Linked DNA regions of Homo sapiens: region 2 is linked to region 1. A link is a loop called in an ENCODE intact Hi-C map of the cell type or tissue named here. Cell type or tissue: transverse colon. All regions are shown on one strand. Links, peaks and the distances in the headings refer to the core of each region. The heading gives the core; the rest is flanking DNA.

What was found. A loop is a pair of places that touch in the nucleus more often than their neighbours do. Peaks named below come from ENCODE experiments on the same cell type or tissue, not always from the same donor. Only the 100,000 strongest peaks of a DNase experiment are listed, where the experiment ranks them.
Region 2: it touches region 1 in a loop (36-fold over the local background); 1 of 110 quality-filtered maps calls a loop at or near these places.

Annotation. Positions count from the first base shown.
Region 1 is chr6:149,962,150-149,970,062 of GRCh38, reverse strand. ULBP1 (UL16 binding protein 1) reads right to left here and starts at 6,120. Exons shown (of 5, transcript NM_025218.4): 1 at 5,929-6,120; 2 at 1,193-1,456; 3 at 703-978; 4 at 1-47. The coding sequence starts at 6,013. RefSeq lists enhancers at 4,164-4,703, 5,245-5,784. In transverse colon, for the core only: no CTCF peak of the experiment used is centred there; no DNase peak of the experiment used is centred there; H3K4me3 peaks cover 1,349 bases; H3K27me3 peaks cover 2,500 bases.
Region 2 is chr6:149,852,687-149,860,599 of GRCh38, reverse strand. LRP11 (LDL receptor related protein 11) reads left to right here. Exons shown (of 7, transcript NM_032832.6): 2 at 7,440-7,597. It overlaps RAET1E-LRP11 (RAET1E-LRP11 readthrough), which reads left to right. Exons shown (of 15, transcript NR_182438.1): 10 at 7,440-7,597. LOC124901427 (a long non-coding RNA gene) reads right to left here. Exons shown (of 2, transcript XR_007059808.1): 2 at 7,409-7,616. Among named protein-coding and RNA genes, the nearest start is that of RAET1E-AS1, 6.9 kb to the left of the region's middle. In transverse colon, for the core only: no CTCF peak of the experiment used is centred there; no DNase peak of the experiment used is centred there.

The DNA of each region.
Region 1 (7,913 bases), core at 3,464-5,963:
GGCCATGGCCTTGGGTTGGGTTGTGCCTGGGGCCAGAGAGGGTGGTTCTGAAATGGAAACACAGGAGTGACAACCCTTGTCCAGGCTCAAAATCTTAGGGGATGTCTCCTCAGCTCCTGCCACCCCAGGTCATCCTGGAAGGCAGACCTTTTGTCCCCCTCTGCTGTGGGGCAACCTCTGGGACAAGTCTTGGGGTAAGAAGGGAGAGGGGGTGTCCCCTGCCCTCAGGGAGCTCACACATCTGCTAAGGGAAGCGAGGTGACAGCACAGTCCACCCTCCTGCTGTGGAGAAAGAGGAGGTGATGTCCCAGGGCCAGGGAGGGGAGGGCCTCAGGCCCTGGCATTGGAGGTGATTTTGATGGATTTACAGAAACCGATGAGGGGAGAGGAAAGAAAAGGTGATTCTAGGAGGAAGGAACACTAATGAAAAAGATGTGGAAACACTATGACACCCACAGATTTGAGGCTGGTGAGAAATGCGGTGGGTAGAGCAGAAGCAGGTGCAGTGAGGAAGAGGAGTCAGGGGGAAGAAGGGAGAGGAGGATGAGAGAGCACAGGCATGCCAGGACCCCCAGGAGGAGCCCCCCATGAGGGGGTCATGTTCATACTCACTCAAACACACACACACACGCACTCACACACATACACCAGCTGATAAGATCTGAACTCGAGACAGCTTCCATTTATCCCCCTCTCACTTACTTGTTGGATCCAGCATTTGTTCCCAGTACATCAAAAATTCTTCAAGCCACATCTTACAATCCCCCAGTGAAATCTTCTGGAAGAACATGGTCACATCCCTGTTCTTCTCCCACTTCTCTGTCATCTTCTTGGCTCCAGGATGAAGTGCTGTCCACTTTCTGTTGTTTGAGTCAAAGAGGAGGAACTTCTGTCCATTGAAGAGGAACTGCCAAGATCCTCTGCCGTGTCCATGGGCTTCATGCTCACAAGACATCCTGGCCTGCAGGGTGAGGGGCTCTGCCCCATTGCAAAGAGATCAGCTCTGATCTTGACAAAGCCTGAGCCCCACCCTGCTTCCTTTCCTGGCTCCTGGACTTGCTCTCTCTGCTGCATCCGGCCCATGCTCCTCAACCTCTTGGGTGACACAAACTTCTGATTTATTTTTCATATGAAATCAATAAATGACTCTAAGTTACTACTGTGTCTGCTCCCTGGGCCATTTTAAACTTACCAATGGGTATTAAATTCTCCACTTGAATGTCAAGCAGTTGCCCTTTAAGGAAATCCACCACGTCTCTTAGTGTTTCAGTTTGTTCTTCCCAGGTTTTTGTGACATTGACTTTCTTCCCCAGAGAAGCAAAGGCTTTGGCCTTGTGGTTAACACAGTCATAGTGAAGAAAAGGCCTTTCATCCACCAGGCCTTGAACTTCACACCACTGTGGTTCAGGTCTGGACTTAGGAGTGATGATGAAGTCATAGCAAAGACAGTGTGTGTCTGTGGAAGAAAAACACAGGAGGGGGTTGGTGTGGGGGGAAATGGAACCTGTATCCCCTCCTCCCACTTATGGTGACTGCAAGTGAAGGCCTCTGAGGGGCTGGGCTGGCAGACCAAGACATGCCCCAGCCAGGACTGTCATGAAAACTAGTTAATGACTAGAGCGTCTCCCTTGCTTGAGTACACGGAGGGGAAGGTTCCTGCAGCCATGAAACCACATGTCCCCTCCAGACATGTCCCACCTGCTCTGTGCCGACATCAGTCAGCACATGACCTTGTGGTGGAGGTGCCAGGCCTATTGTGGCAGGAAAAGGCCTGGATGAGGAGGACCCTCAGCAGCAGCCCATGTGGACTGCAGGAGGTGGGAGAGTGTGTGGGAGCTGCCCTGGGATGCTCCAGCACAGTGGGTGGGGTGAGGGCAGAATTCAGTTTAGATAAGCAAGTGATTATTGTCATGGGTCACATGATTTAACACGTTGGCAAAGCCCCAGTGAAGATGCCCATCTGCTATGAGCATGCATTTCTGGAACCTTGTAAAGGGATGGTTCACAGGGCAAGAAGTTGAAAACCCAGAACTTCTACATCAGGGTGTAAGGGAAAGAATCAAAAGGCTCAGAGAAGCACCCATGCCAGAGTGGTTGCAATATGAAAATCCAGAACAACGTCCATCCTCTGTGCTCATGGGATGACTGGAGGACTCTTGTATACCCAGCATATAAAGAAGGCCCCAGGAGAAGGCAGCAGACTATCAAGAAGCCCAGGAATGCCTGTTGCTGAAGGCCGGGGTTGGGGGTAGGAAATGCTGTTCCTGAAATGGGCTCCCAGTAGTAATGGGGATGGAAAATCCTGAAATAAGAGATCTCAAGCGGAGGCCGTCAACTGTCAGCAGGAAGGAGGGTGCAATGATGTAAATAATTAAAGAAGTCACAATGCCAGTGGGGGACCTCAGCCTTAAAAATGTATGCCCATGGCTCATAGAACAAAGGGGTCAAGGATCCAAAAGAAATGGAAACTCAACCCGGATACTGCTAGATATAAATAATTACAACAAACAAAGACAAAACGCAAGGATGGATGACCTGAAGGCTGAAAGGAGTCACCCTAGGAAATAACTGAGCTCCTTTGCCCAGCTTTGAGAACTGAGCCACATCTCAGACCCAGAGTCCATTGCTAGAAGGAGAGCCCAGAGGCCCTGGTGGGCTCCTTCAACCCCACAGCAACTGCAATGACTCCCTCAGCCTCCCCCAGAGAGCCAGATGGGCATTCACTCTGGTAACTGTATGCCATGAAATGGCAAATACCCAGACACTCCTAGTAGACACAGTGTGTGATCCAACCTCCTCCCAGGGACCTAAAGCATTAACTTGCTCCCCTATTACTCATGAGGTGCATTTAGGGCAAAGTAACAGATGGACACCTCTGTCAGGTCCAGCTTAGAGGGATGGGCTGGGTTCATAGACCCATTCGATGGTAATTTCACATTTCCTGGATTTCTACCGGGAATGGATAGTGTTTGTAGTTAATGTAGTAACTATTATAGGTTGTGCTGGTCATATGACCTCCCCTGTCACTACTTAACTCTGCTCTTGTAGCTGGGATGCAGCCATACACACCCTGTGATGAGGGGTGACGCTGGACCTACCAATACAGCTATTTGACCCTGGACTCCCTAAGATCCCAGAGGCATATGTGGTTGGAAAAGGTGCTATGTGGATTTCATGGCAATTGCCAACCGCAGAATCACAACAGGATCCCCTAGTGCTCAGAAGCAAGGCTGTGCCACTCACAGCAGTGAAATCCCCTCATTTAAAAGTGGCTCCTGCTGTGGTCCTGGGCCCCTGTGGAGATGGGCCTCCAGCTATGGGAGGGCAGTGACCACACAGCCTCAGAGCTGCCCATCACAGGGTGGGCTCCTCACCCTTTAGGTCATTAGGAATATAGGCCCCACAGTGAGAAGACACAGGTGGGTCTCCTGGGATGGGCAGGAGCAGGGCCACAGGGAACCAAGAAGCTGCACAAGCAGTTGGCCCCGATCCCCAGGACACTACATGGCTGCACCCCCTCACCCTTAGCTCACACCTGAGGCTTTAAGGAGGGTCCCTGATTGCCCTGAGGGACCTATGATGCCACCCAGCAGCAAAGGAGGGGCGCAGTAGGCCCAGAACCATAGGACCTCCATTCACATCCATCACATCCACACCACCCAGAAGCCACAGGCAGGGTAGGACACACTTGTGACTCTTCAACTTACACTACTTGGAGATGACACCCTAGGGGATGGGGCAGCAATTGCCAGGACACAGCATGTGCCCTCATCTGGGGTCAGCAACCTAGGACAGGGTCCACATCTGCTCTCCCTTTTATTTGCAGGTTACCATTGCCTGCTGTTGCTCTACAAAGGGACAGGACTTGACACACAGACAGAGAACTCACGGCCAGCAAGGACCAAAGTGCCTTCAGCCTTTCCTTTCTAGAAAGGGTTTGCTGACTCCTGTCTGCTTAGTGACTATTCTATATGACCCTGGCTCCCCAGTCGGAAGAACAGGCGGGTCTGGGACCCAAGGGCAGAAGTGGGCACCTCTACTCACCGGCGCTCCCAGGGTCATCGTGAGGGAAATGGGATTTCCCGTCCCCCCTGCATTAAGTTTTGTGGAAAGCCTGGGGTGTGTTTGCTGGGGTGTGTCCTCAGGCAAAAGGGGACAAGGTGCTAGTTGGTCGGGGGAGGTGCTAAGGGCCCCTTCATGGATGGGGAGGTGAGGGAGGCCTGTGTGGTGACAGGGGTGAGCTGAGATGGGGAGTGAAAGGATGCGACCTGGGTGGTGAAAGTGAATGGTGAGGGGAAGGGTAGCAAGTGTCTGGTGAGCCCCTGCGTGCAGGTGAGTGTCTGCAGCAAAGTGTAGGGGCGAAGTTCCAGGGCAGGGAGCCCTGGGGCTGCTGGAAGCTTTGTGTGGTGAACAGCAGGTCAGAGCAGAGCAGGGCTGTGGCTGATGGGGGAGTCTGTGATCGCGTCCCTGTGGAACTCCCCTTTACCCCTGTCCTGACCCCAGCTAGGGTTCGGGAATCTGGTTTCTCCTTCCCTAGGGCCAGTGGGGCTGCGGGTCTGCACCAGGGATCCCCGCCCTACCTTGCCCTCTGTAGCCTTTTGGTCCCTCCACCCTCCTGCAATTCCTTTTCAGCCTTCTTTGACACTCCCCCTGGACTGCGGTGCTAGCAGCAGCTGCAGGAAGCGGACTCGGCGGAAAGGAGCCCCGGAGGGGAACTGAGTGCCTTCAGCCAGGCACGTTCGGGGAGACAGCGATGTTCGGGGAGACCGCGATGTTCTGGGGGATCGCGATGTTCGGGGAGACCGCGATGTTCGGGGAGGCCGCGATGTTCGGGTAGACCGCGATGTTCTGGGGGATCGCGATGTTCGGGGAGACCGCGATGTTCGGGGAGGCCGCGATGTTCTGGGGGATCGCGATGTTCGGGGAGACCGCGATGTTCGGGGAGGCCGCGATGTTCGGGTAGACCGCGATATTCGGGGAGATCGCGCTGGTCCACCCAGAAGCCTCCTGGCCTATGGGGCAAGCAGCAGCCGCAGGAAGCGGACCCGGAGGAAAGGAGCCGCGGAGGGGAACTGAGTGCCTTCAGCCGGGCATGTTCGGCGAGATCGCGATGTTCGGGGAGATCGCAATGTTTCGGGGGATCGCAATGTACGGGGAGACGGCGATGTTCGGGGGTACCGCGATGTTCGGGGGGACCGCGATGTTCGGGGAGACCGCGTTACTCGGGGGGACGGCGATGTTCGGGGGGGATCACGATGTTCGGAGGGATCGCGATGTTGGGGTAGAACGCGATGTTCGGGGGCATCGCGCCGGTGCTACCAGAAGCCTCCTGGCCTGCGGGGCAAGCAGCAGCCGCAGGAATCAGACCCGGCGGAAAGGAGCCGCGGAGGGGAACTGAGTGCCTTCAGCCGGGCATGTTCGGCGAGATCGCGATGTTCGGTGAGATGGCAATGTTCGGGGAGATCGCGATTTTCGGGGAGACCGCGATGTTCGGGGAGATCGCGTTGCTCGGAGAGAGGGCGATGTTCGGAGAGGCCGCGATGTTCGGGGAGACCACGATGTTCGGGGAGACAGCACCGGTCCTTCCAGAAACCTCCTGGCCTGAGGGGCAAGCAGCAGCCGCAGGAAGCGGACCCGGCGGAAAGGAGCCACCGAGGGGAACTGAGTGCCTTCAGCTGGGCATGTCTGGGGAGATCACGATGTTCGGGGAGATCGCGATGTTCGGGGAGACAGCGATGTTCGGGGGCACCGCGATGTTCGGGGAGACCGCGACGTTCGGAGGGACCGCGACGTTCGGGGAGACCGCGATGTTCGTTCAGGGAGATCGCGCCGGTCCTTCCAGAAGCCTCCCCTCCTCTGAAACCCGCTGCAGTCCACAACCTCCCAGGTTTGGCCCCCGCCCTGCTTAGGCTACATCCCCGAACTCACCGACCCATCCTGCCCGGGACCAGCCAGACAGCAGGTGCAGAAGCGGGAGGCACAGAAGGAACGCGGGGCTGGCGGCCGCTGCCATTGTAGACCTGGAGCTCCGTGGACAGGAGGCGCTGATGGTTCCCTTCGAGGCTCACACCACGGCTGTTTATAAAGCTGCCCAGCCCGGCCCGCCGCGCGCAGGGATACACTGGGCGGGATCCTAGGCATGCACTTTTTTGGGGATGCTCCACCCCGTCACGCCCCGGGCTCGTCATCTGACAGCGGCCTGGCTGACGCAACTCTCCCCTCCGACCCGCCCCCGCGGCTTGGTGGCGGCGTGCGCGGGCCCCGAGCGGGCCAGGACGCCGTTCCTTCCGTTCCTTCCATGGCCCCATCAAATAATTTTTCAACACAGCATTTATCATTACCCCAGTGTAAACACTGATGCACAGGAAGATGAAGAAACTTGCATAGGAATACTCAGTGGCGGCGGTGTCTCCCTGTCACCGCCTGCGCCAGCGACACCCGCCCTCCCTCCGCCTGCAGTCGCGAAGTCCCCGCCCCTCTCCGTCCAGGGCGCAGCCGCTTCCCCATTCCGGAGCGAACCTTTTTTGCCTCTCCACTAAAAGCATGAGGTGGTCTTTGAGTATATTCTATATCCCTTTATGACTTCTGGAAAAAAAAAAAAAGAAAAGAAAGAAAGCCCTAGAGGGCTACCGTGATCAATCATGATGTGATCAGTTGTGTTTCCATGGAGAGCAGAAGCCGAGGGAAGAGTCTACGCATGCGTGGGGCTCACTTTGCTACACACCCTTCTGTGTCTAACAACACCCAAATCCGTGGCTGTATCTGCACCTCGGCTCAGTCCCTGGATGGTCCCTGCAGCCATCCTCAAAAGGGACGCCCGAGTGCATCCTCCTCTGAGTCACCATGAAACCATCTAGATCTGCGGGTAGAAGCCAGAGGGAGGTGGAGGGCCCAGTGGCTCTTGGCCGCAAGGGAGGGCTTAGCCTGCAGTAAGGACTGGGCAGAGCCCCTGAGTCCCACTTTGCCCCCAGCCACTCAGCCCATTCCCCAATGAATGAGAAAAATAGGCACAGACCTCCCACTCCACACAGTCTTCATGTGGGGAGACCTTCACCTGGTGACCATCAATCACCAGGGTCCTGAGGCTGTGGGAAAGGGGAGGAGGCCTGGACCAAGCCCAGGGCCTGACTATGCTTCAGGACAGGGACATGGGATGGCAGCCATCTCTGTGACTGAGCAGGGACACAGGAGCCAAAAGGTTCTGGCCTGATGCACTAGAGCCTCTGTCCAGGAGGGGCTACATGAAGGGTGGTCGGCAGGACAACAGTCACACGGGGGTGGGCAGTTCTCAGATTTGGGAGGGGAATAGCTTGGTGGGCCCAGGGATCTGTGTGTGAGAAAAGCCTCCCATGTACAGGGCTGGGGGCAGGAGCTCAGGTTAGTCCTAGGAGGAGGCCACTGGGAAGTCCCTGGCAGCACCACCCCTGAGGCCGGGTGACCTGGGCCAGTGACTGCGGGAACAGGAGGAAGGCAGAAGGAGGCTGGCAGGAGAGCCCCAAGCAGGACAGCCAGGTGACAGGAGGAGGGGCCTGTGTGCACACCTGGGCCCTCCTGCCTCACCCCTGCTGCAGGCATCCGGCCACTAGACTCAGGCCTGCCCAGGATGGGCATAGAAGTGGCCCAAAGGTTATTGTAATGGCCGGGATCTAGAGATCATGCATTCAGATATGGAAGTCAGCTCATATTGTGGCTGAATATTCCTGTGCAAGCTTCTTCAGCTTTCTGGGTGTGGATGTCCGCATGTGGAAAATGACAGATGCTATGAACACAGATGAAATGAGCAGATTCTACAAAGAACCCTATCCTTGCACATGCTAAGGACCCAGGGCAGGTCTCCTATTTCAGTTGTGAGCCCTGCCACCCTCCCTGAAGTCAGCAAATGCCAGGCCCACCCTGAGGAGAGCTGGAGCTCT
Region 2 (7,913 bases), core at 2,105-4,604, 110 kb after region 1:
GGACTTGGTGTCTGCTTGTCCTCCATCCCAGGCTGTCGTGAGGTTCAAGGGGGGACATGCTTTGTGAGTTAGGAAGGTGGCACGCATGTACATGATACTGTTCTAGGAACCTGGTTGGGTCATGCCCATGACTAGAGGGTTGGGGGACTGGATGTCATGATAAAAAGTGAAGAACAGCAGGAGGGAGGGAGGGAGGGAGGAGAGGTAGAAGCTAGAGCTGCTAGGATTCCAGAAGAGCAGGGAATATAACCTCCAAGGACTCAAGGACGATAACCTTTATGTGGTTTTTGCTGGATATTCAGCCTGAAGTCCAGTATCTCGGGGAAGAATTTGGGAAGTGGGCCCCTTGCCTTGTGTGTCAGGGAAAATCAAAGCTATTAGGCAGAGGTCTGCTCTCCTCTCTGCAGACCCACCTGCTGCCACCCCCAGCCTTTCCCTGTCTCCGCCAAGTGCAAACAAAAGAGTTGACCTTCCCATTCAAGGTTAATCCCTCTGCAGATGCTTGACCACTCTCCCTCTCCAAGGGCCTTACTTTCTCACATTCTTATCTTCTCCCTTTTGTGTTATAAACAATTATATTTAATAAATAATAGTAAGATAACTGGTTGGCAGTGTCAGGGAAAGTACATTTAGACCTACAACTCTGACCATACACAAATTCCAGATGGATTAAAGAATTAAATTTTTTTTAAATTAAGCCATAGATTACTCCATACATAAAAAAACTTAAAGGAAGTAAACTTCCATATCTGGAAGGAAGACAGGTTTCAAATCAATTAAAGAGGTCACAAAGAAAGGGGATAGATTATATGCACATTTATAAAAAACTTCATATCAAGAAACAAAAGGAATTGCAAACAAGAGTCTGGGAAAAATGTGACATTATTTATTCGTAGAGTTTATGGGCCAGGCACAGTGGCTCACACCTGTAATCCCAGCGCTTTGGGAGGCCAACGCAGGTGGATTGCTGGAGGCCAGGAGTTAGAAACCAGCCTGACAAACATGGTGAAACTCCATCTGTACTAAAAATAGAAAAATTAGCCTGGTTTGTTGACACACGCCTGTAGTCCTAGCTACTGGGGAGGCTGAGACATGAGAATAGCTTAAACCCTGGAGTCGGAGGTTACAGTAAGCTGAGATTGCAACACTGGACTCCAGCCTGGGCGACAGAGCAAGACTCGGTCAAAAAAAAAAAAAAAAAAATATATATATATATATATATGAGTCAGCAAGAAAAATAAAAATAAATGGGCAAAGGACATGAGCAGACACTTCCCAGAAGAGGAGGTATGGTGGATAAACATGGAAAAATGTTCGACCTTAGAATCAAAGAAATGTAAATAAGGCCAATTTTCATTTATTAACTTGGTAAAAATAGGTTTACTCATATTGGCATGCATATGGGAGACTTCATATACACTTCTGTGCTCACCGATGGTGTAAATTGCTACTTCCCTCTTGGAAACCAGTTGGGAAATATGTGGCAGAGACCATTAAAATATTCATTTCATACTTCTGGAATATTTTTTAGGAAAAGGAACCATGCTGAAGAGAACATATGAGCAAAAAAGTGTTTTACTCATATTGACATGCATATGGGAAACTTTATATACACTTCTAGCTCACTGATGGTGTAAATTGGTACTTCCCTCTTGGAAAGTAATTGGAAAATATGTGGCAGAAACCATTAAAATATTCATACTTCTGGAATATTTTTTAGGAAAATCATCTATGCTGAAGAGAACGTATGAGCAAAACATGTTTATTATGGCATTATTTATAATGGTGAAAAAGTAACAAAGTAAATGTCCAGTAGTACAGATTAGGAAACTCAAGTGGCAATTGTGAAGCTTAGGTTATCACATGGGCAGTGCTAAGATATATGAAGAAATATCAATAACAGGAATATACCAATAAGTTGATGGATTAAATTCAGGATGTAAAATTATATTTATTGTAACTGGAATACACCTAGGGTTGTCTCGAAGTATAGTGGAAGGATAGAACCTTTGAGTTAGAAATAACTGGGCTGCATTCCTGGGTATATATTCAAAGGATTATAAATCATGCTACTATAAAGACACATGCACATGTATGTTTATTGTGGCACTATTCACAATAGCAAAGACTTGGAACCAACCCAGATGTCCATTAATAATAGACTGGATTAAGAAAATGTGGCACATATACTCCATGGACTACTGTGCAGCCATAAAAAAAGGATGAGTTCATGTCCTTTGCAGGGACATGGGTGAAGCTGGAAACCATTCTCAGCAAACTATCACAAGGACAGAAAACCAAACACCGCATATTCTCACTCATAAGTGGGAGTTGAACAATGAGAACACACGGACACGGAGGAGAACATCACACACCAGGGCCTGTCGGGGTGGGGGTCAAGGGAAGGGATAGCATTAGGACAAATACCTAATGTAAATGACGAGTTGAAGGGGGCAGCAAACCAACATGGCACATGTATACCTATGTAACAAACCTGCACGTTGTGCACATGTACCTTAGAACTTTTAAGTATAATAATAAAAAAATAATTAAAAAGAAGTATCTGATCTGACAAATTTATCGCCTGTGTGATGTAACTTAGCCCTCTGAGCCTAGTTTCTGCATCAGTATTATGCAGATGATAATACCTACCTCAGAGATTCGTTGTGAAAGTTAAGTTCTTTCTATAACTTCACCTGGCCTGGTACCTGGTACAAGGAAATTGTAACCGCCCAATGGGTTCTCCTTGCCCACTGCCTACACAGAGCTGATTTATCAAGACAGGGGAATTGCAATAGAGAAAGAGTTTAATTCACAAGGAACTGGTTGTGCGGATAAAACACAAGACCAGATGAGCCAGTTTATCAACCTAGGTACTGCCAACGGGGTGCTGCCAACCATCGAGGACAGGGTCTATAAAATATCTCAAGCACTGAACTTAGGTTTTATAATAGTGATGCCTAAGCCATAATTTCTAATCTTGTGGCTTATTTGTTAGTTTTGCAAAGGCAGTCCAGTCCTCAGGCAAGAAAGGGGCTTATTTGGGGAAAGGGCTGTTACCATCTTTGTTTCTTTTTACTTTTTTTTTTTTTTTTGACACAGGGACTCACTTTGTTATGCAGGCAGGAGTGAAGTGGCACAGTCTTGGCTCACCGTAGCTTTGAATTCCTCAGCCCCCCAAGTAACTGGGACTATAGGCATGTGCCACACATCAGGCTACTTTCTGTATTTTTAGTAGAGATGGGGTTTCACCAGTTCCAGGCTGGTCTGGAACTCCTGGGCTCAAGCAGTCTGCCCACCTCAGCCTCCCAAAGTGCTGGGATTACAAGCATGAATCACCACACCCGGCCGCGTCTGTTTCAAAGTCAGACTGTAAACCAAGTTCCTCCCAAAATTAGTTCGGCCTATGCCCAGGAATGGACAAGGACAGCTTGGAGATTAGAAGCCACATGGAGTCAGGTCAGATCTATTTCACTGTTATAATTTTCTCAGCTATAATTTTTGCAAAGTCAGCTTCAAAATCCCTCAGTAAATGGCAACTATTATAATTATTATCAGCAGCACCATAGGGAGAAGGACTGGATCAGTACATACCAAAAATCACAATAATCATATTGGGGTTGCGGATAATTTTTTTTCCGAAGTGTTGCAGTTGGAAATCCATGATGGATTTTGACCGCATGTATCTGAGCCTCTTCCCCTAGTCTCGCCCCGCTTCCGTACCCTGACTTCAGGGTTCTTTCCAGTTGCTCTGCCTGAGCTATACCATTCGTTCCCACACAGCACAGAATGTCTTCCTTGTCATGGAGGCTCTGTGCACAGTAGCGTGTTGTGAATGAGGCTGGTTGATATTATATTACACTTCTCTGAATAAAATGCCACCTTGATTTGCTCATTCTCAATCGGCAGGAGTCTTATTTCACCTCTGTAGGTCTTACTAAGTGTGTTTAGTTTTCAAAAGAAACCAGTGTTTCCCTAGTACTTAACATGGGTTTATTACATTTTTTTGACAAAAATTCAAAATTACATATATTTTGTTCTTCATTAGCAAGTCACACATTTTAAAATGGCACACTCCCTTCCTCTTCGTGTTGTTATTTGTTTATTTTAAGGACTGTTTCTGGGTAGATAAGCTCTGGGTTATTTTAAAATACATTTTACAATGGAAATGGCCTGGACTTGAACTGAAAAGGAAACATTATCTGTGTTATTTCAGACACATCAGTGATCAGTTTAGAAGATAGGATGATTTCACTAAGCTTATAATTCATCTTAAAGCTCACCTAAATAAAAGTAAGTGACTAAAATGATCTTTTTCTTCCAGGAGAGGTAGGATTAATTAATTGTATAATGTGTGGAATATTTCAGCGCTTATCTGATTCTTCCATCTTAAATCTTTGAGAGTTTTTAAAAAATTATGTGTCCATTACTGTTTATATCACATAGACATATTTTCATTTGTCTACTTAAAAATGTATTTTTAACAAAGTTTAAATAGCTGCTAGCTGTAATGTATAACTGCTGAGTTATAAGATGCTTTCCAGAATTATAAAGTCATAAACCATTGTGTGGAAACAATGAACCTTTCAGAACCAAAGAAAAGGTCAACACTATGAAAGGACTATCAAAATAATGCAAGTGTCCTATCTCTCCTTACCTGGCAGAAGCAGCATAAAGACATCAGACACTCCGTGTTTGTTCAGAGGTGGAAAAAGGCAGAAGAACAAGTTTCTTCCTAGGCAGGGGATTGTTTACTTGGCTTATTTAAATCACAGTTACTAGTCCTCACTCTTAAGTGACTGGAAAAATGGGACACGTCTTCTCCATAGTTAGCAATAGCATGTAAAAAGCAATTGTGCTTAATTCCTCATAATGTGTTTTTTTTTTAAAAAAAAAAAAAAAGGCATCTTCCCTTTGTGGCTGGCAGCAGCATTCTCATTCAGAAAAGCCGCATCTCTAAGAGCCCCAGACCCCTCACATAAATCCCCTTGTTCCTGGATGATCAAGGTCCGGCTGCTTTTTCTCGCTTTCCAATGAGATGCAGACAGACTGGGAAAGAAGGGAGTTTATTTCTGCAACTGGTGACAGGAAGATGGTGGGAGTGACTCACCAGACCAACTCAAAGTTACAAGTTTTTCTTCAGTGTTTATTTACATTCAATTCAACCTCTATGCCTGTGTGAGAGTGTGCACCTACAAGCAGGAGTGTTTCATTCAGTCTAATCTTTAGGGTCTGGGGTCTGGAAAGTCTCTAGAGCCTTGGAAAATTTTCTTTAATCTTAAGTGGCCTTGATACAAGGTATATGTGTAAGAATGCCTTCGATCAGATGTTAGGGTCTGAGAAAGTCCAGGCGAGGTCTTAATGTATTTGTTTTCACATTCCAGGCCTTGTACTCAGGCACCAGTTTCTCCAGCTTGAATGTTTAACTTATGCATTCATCAGAATTACAGGAAAGGGTTAGTGGAAACTGGCTGCTCTGGTTGCTGATGACAACCTGTTGCCACACCCTGGTGCTGGGCATTGAGGGAACCACTAGAAGAGAAGAGAATCCTGGAGGGTTAGGTCCTAAACATCTGAAAGGCAATGGTAACTTGCTGAAGGGTTTTTCCTACTCGCAGAATGACCCCGTCAGATTAGCTTTCCAGAAGAGTCATTTCAGCTGCAATGTATCAAGAGTGGTCACCTTTTGTTCCGTAATGAGACACTGAGGTGGGATTGCAGTAAGCCCCGAAACTCAAGCACTGGGATGTGTGGCTTGGCCCTTTAGAAGTTTGTGTAGGTAGCAACATTGGCCCCTGTGGAGGAAAGTGATGGGCTCGAAAGCAGGAGGAGAGGCGGTGCCTTGCAGCACTGTGCAGGGTGAGCCAAAGAGGGGCAAGCCCAGCCAGCACTCGAACCAGAGCTTTGGCACTGAAGGAATGGGGAAGTGGATGCCAAAGAGGGCGTGGTACACAAACCTGTAGAGTTTTTCCAGTTCTGTTGCTGTTTCTTTAAAATATGTGTGCATTTGGGTGAATTTACTAAGAAGCTTACATCAATTAAAATTTTGGTAACTATGCTCTTAGAAATGTTTTCTTTGTACAGCTTATCCTTTCGGTCATCCCTGTAGCAGCTGTCAGTAAAGTATTAATATTGAAATAAACATAATTAACCTTATATTATTTAGTACCATTCTAGGTTAAAGGTAAATATAGGCTGGGTGCAGTGGCTCACACTTGTAATTCCAGCACTTTGGGAGGCTGAGGTGGGAGGATCACTTGAGGTCAGGAGTTCAAGACCAGCCTGGGCAACTCTCACTACAAAAGAGTGAAAATAGGTGGGAAGGTTAGCACACACCTGCAGTCCTAACTACTCGGGAGGCTAAGGCAGGAGGATCACTTGAGCCCAGGAGTTGGAGGCTACAGTGAGTGAGCTATGATCGTGCACCAGCCTGGGTGATAGAGACCCTGTCTCAAAAGCAAAACAAAACAAAAACAAAGGTAAATACAGATTTATTTTGCTGTTGTAGTCATCTGAGCCTGCTGGCTTCTATTATAAAAATTAGTTATTAGAAACGGTGAACGTCTTCAATTTTCCTAGATGAAAAATTGGATTCCAGAGAATTTACATGCAGGCTTTATTTTGTATGGCTCTAAAAATTTGCCTTAACTTTTCAAACTTAATATATTTCCCATTCATTGAATACTTTATATCACTCCTATTTTTAAAACTTGAGGATAAGAAAAAAAGAAAATCCATATTAGAGGTGAATTTGGTGTTTTTCAGGTTTGTTTTAATAATCTTTTCAAGGCCAGGCGCAGTGGCTCACGCTGCTAATCCCAGCACTTTGAGAGGCCGAGGCAGATGGATCACCTGAGGCCAGGAGTTCGAGACCAGCCTGGCCAACATGGCAAAACCCTGTGTCTACTAAAAATACAAAAAACAATTAGCAGGATGTGGTGGCACACACATGTAATCCCAGCTACTCGGGCGGTTGAGGCAGAAGAACCGCTTGAACCCGGGAGGGAGAGGCTGCAGTGAGCCGAGGCTGCACCATTGCACTCCAGCCTGGGTGACAAGAGCAAAACTCCATCTCAAAATAATAATAATCTTTTAAAATAAATTTATTTAACAGTATTTTGAACTTAAGTGATTTTAAAATTAAGTGAAAAATCCACTCTAGAAAATAAAACTGCTTCTCCATATTTACACATTGGTGGGACCTCGTATGCTGCCTTGTACCCAAAATCGCTACCAGCCAACACTCCACACAGCCTCTTCTGCGCATATTATAGCTAAATTCCACGATCATAAAATAAATAGAAAAATAATTTCCATTTAATATGGATTCTCTTAGCAGTTATTTGCCGAATCATATCTATTCAGCAAACAAGATACCTCTCCATAAATTAGAAAAAATAAGAAATCATCTTTTATGAATTATTTATTTTCTTTCTCAGAAAAGGATGCGCCTCCACTTAGCAAGGCTGGGCAGGATGTGGTTCTGCATCTGCCCACAGACGGGGTGGTTCTAGACGGCCGCGAGAGCACAGATGACCACGCCATCGTCCAGTATGAGTGGGCACTGCTGCAGGGGGACCCGTCAGTGGACATGAAGGTAACGCATGTTGTCACTGCTAACAAAAACGAGTATTTCAGTGAAGTGGTCTTTTGTAATGTCCTGCCACTTCATGCTCCCTAAATGTCTGTACGCTAGCAGAAGGCATAAAATGGAGACTGTATAAAACTGATTATGCCAAAATGGTTTATTATCTCAATGTGCTTTTCTGCTGAGAGTGAGCAGCAATCTCGATCATTTGTCTTGGAGCCTACCCTCCTTCTAGCTGCTGTTTGTGACTTGTCTAGAGGACAAAGACACTTCAAGGAAGAAGGCTCATGCTTTGTTTTAATGACTCAGATTACTTTTTTAAAGT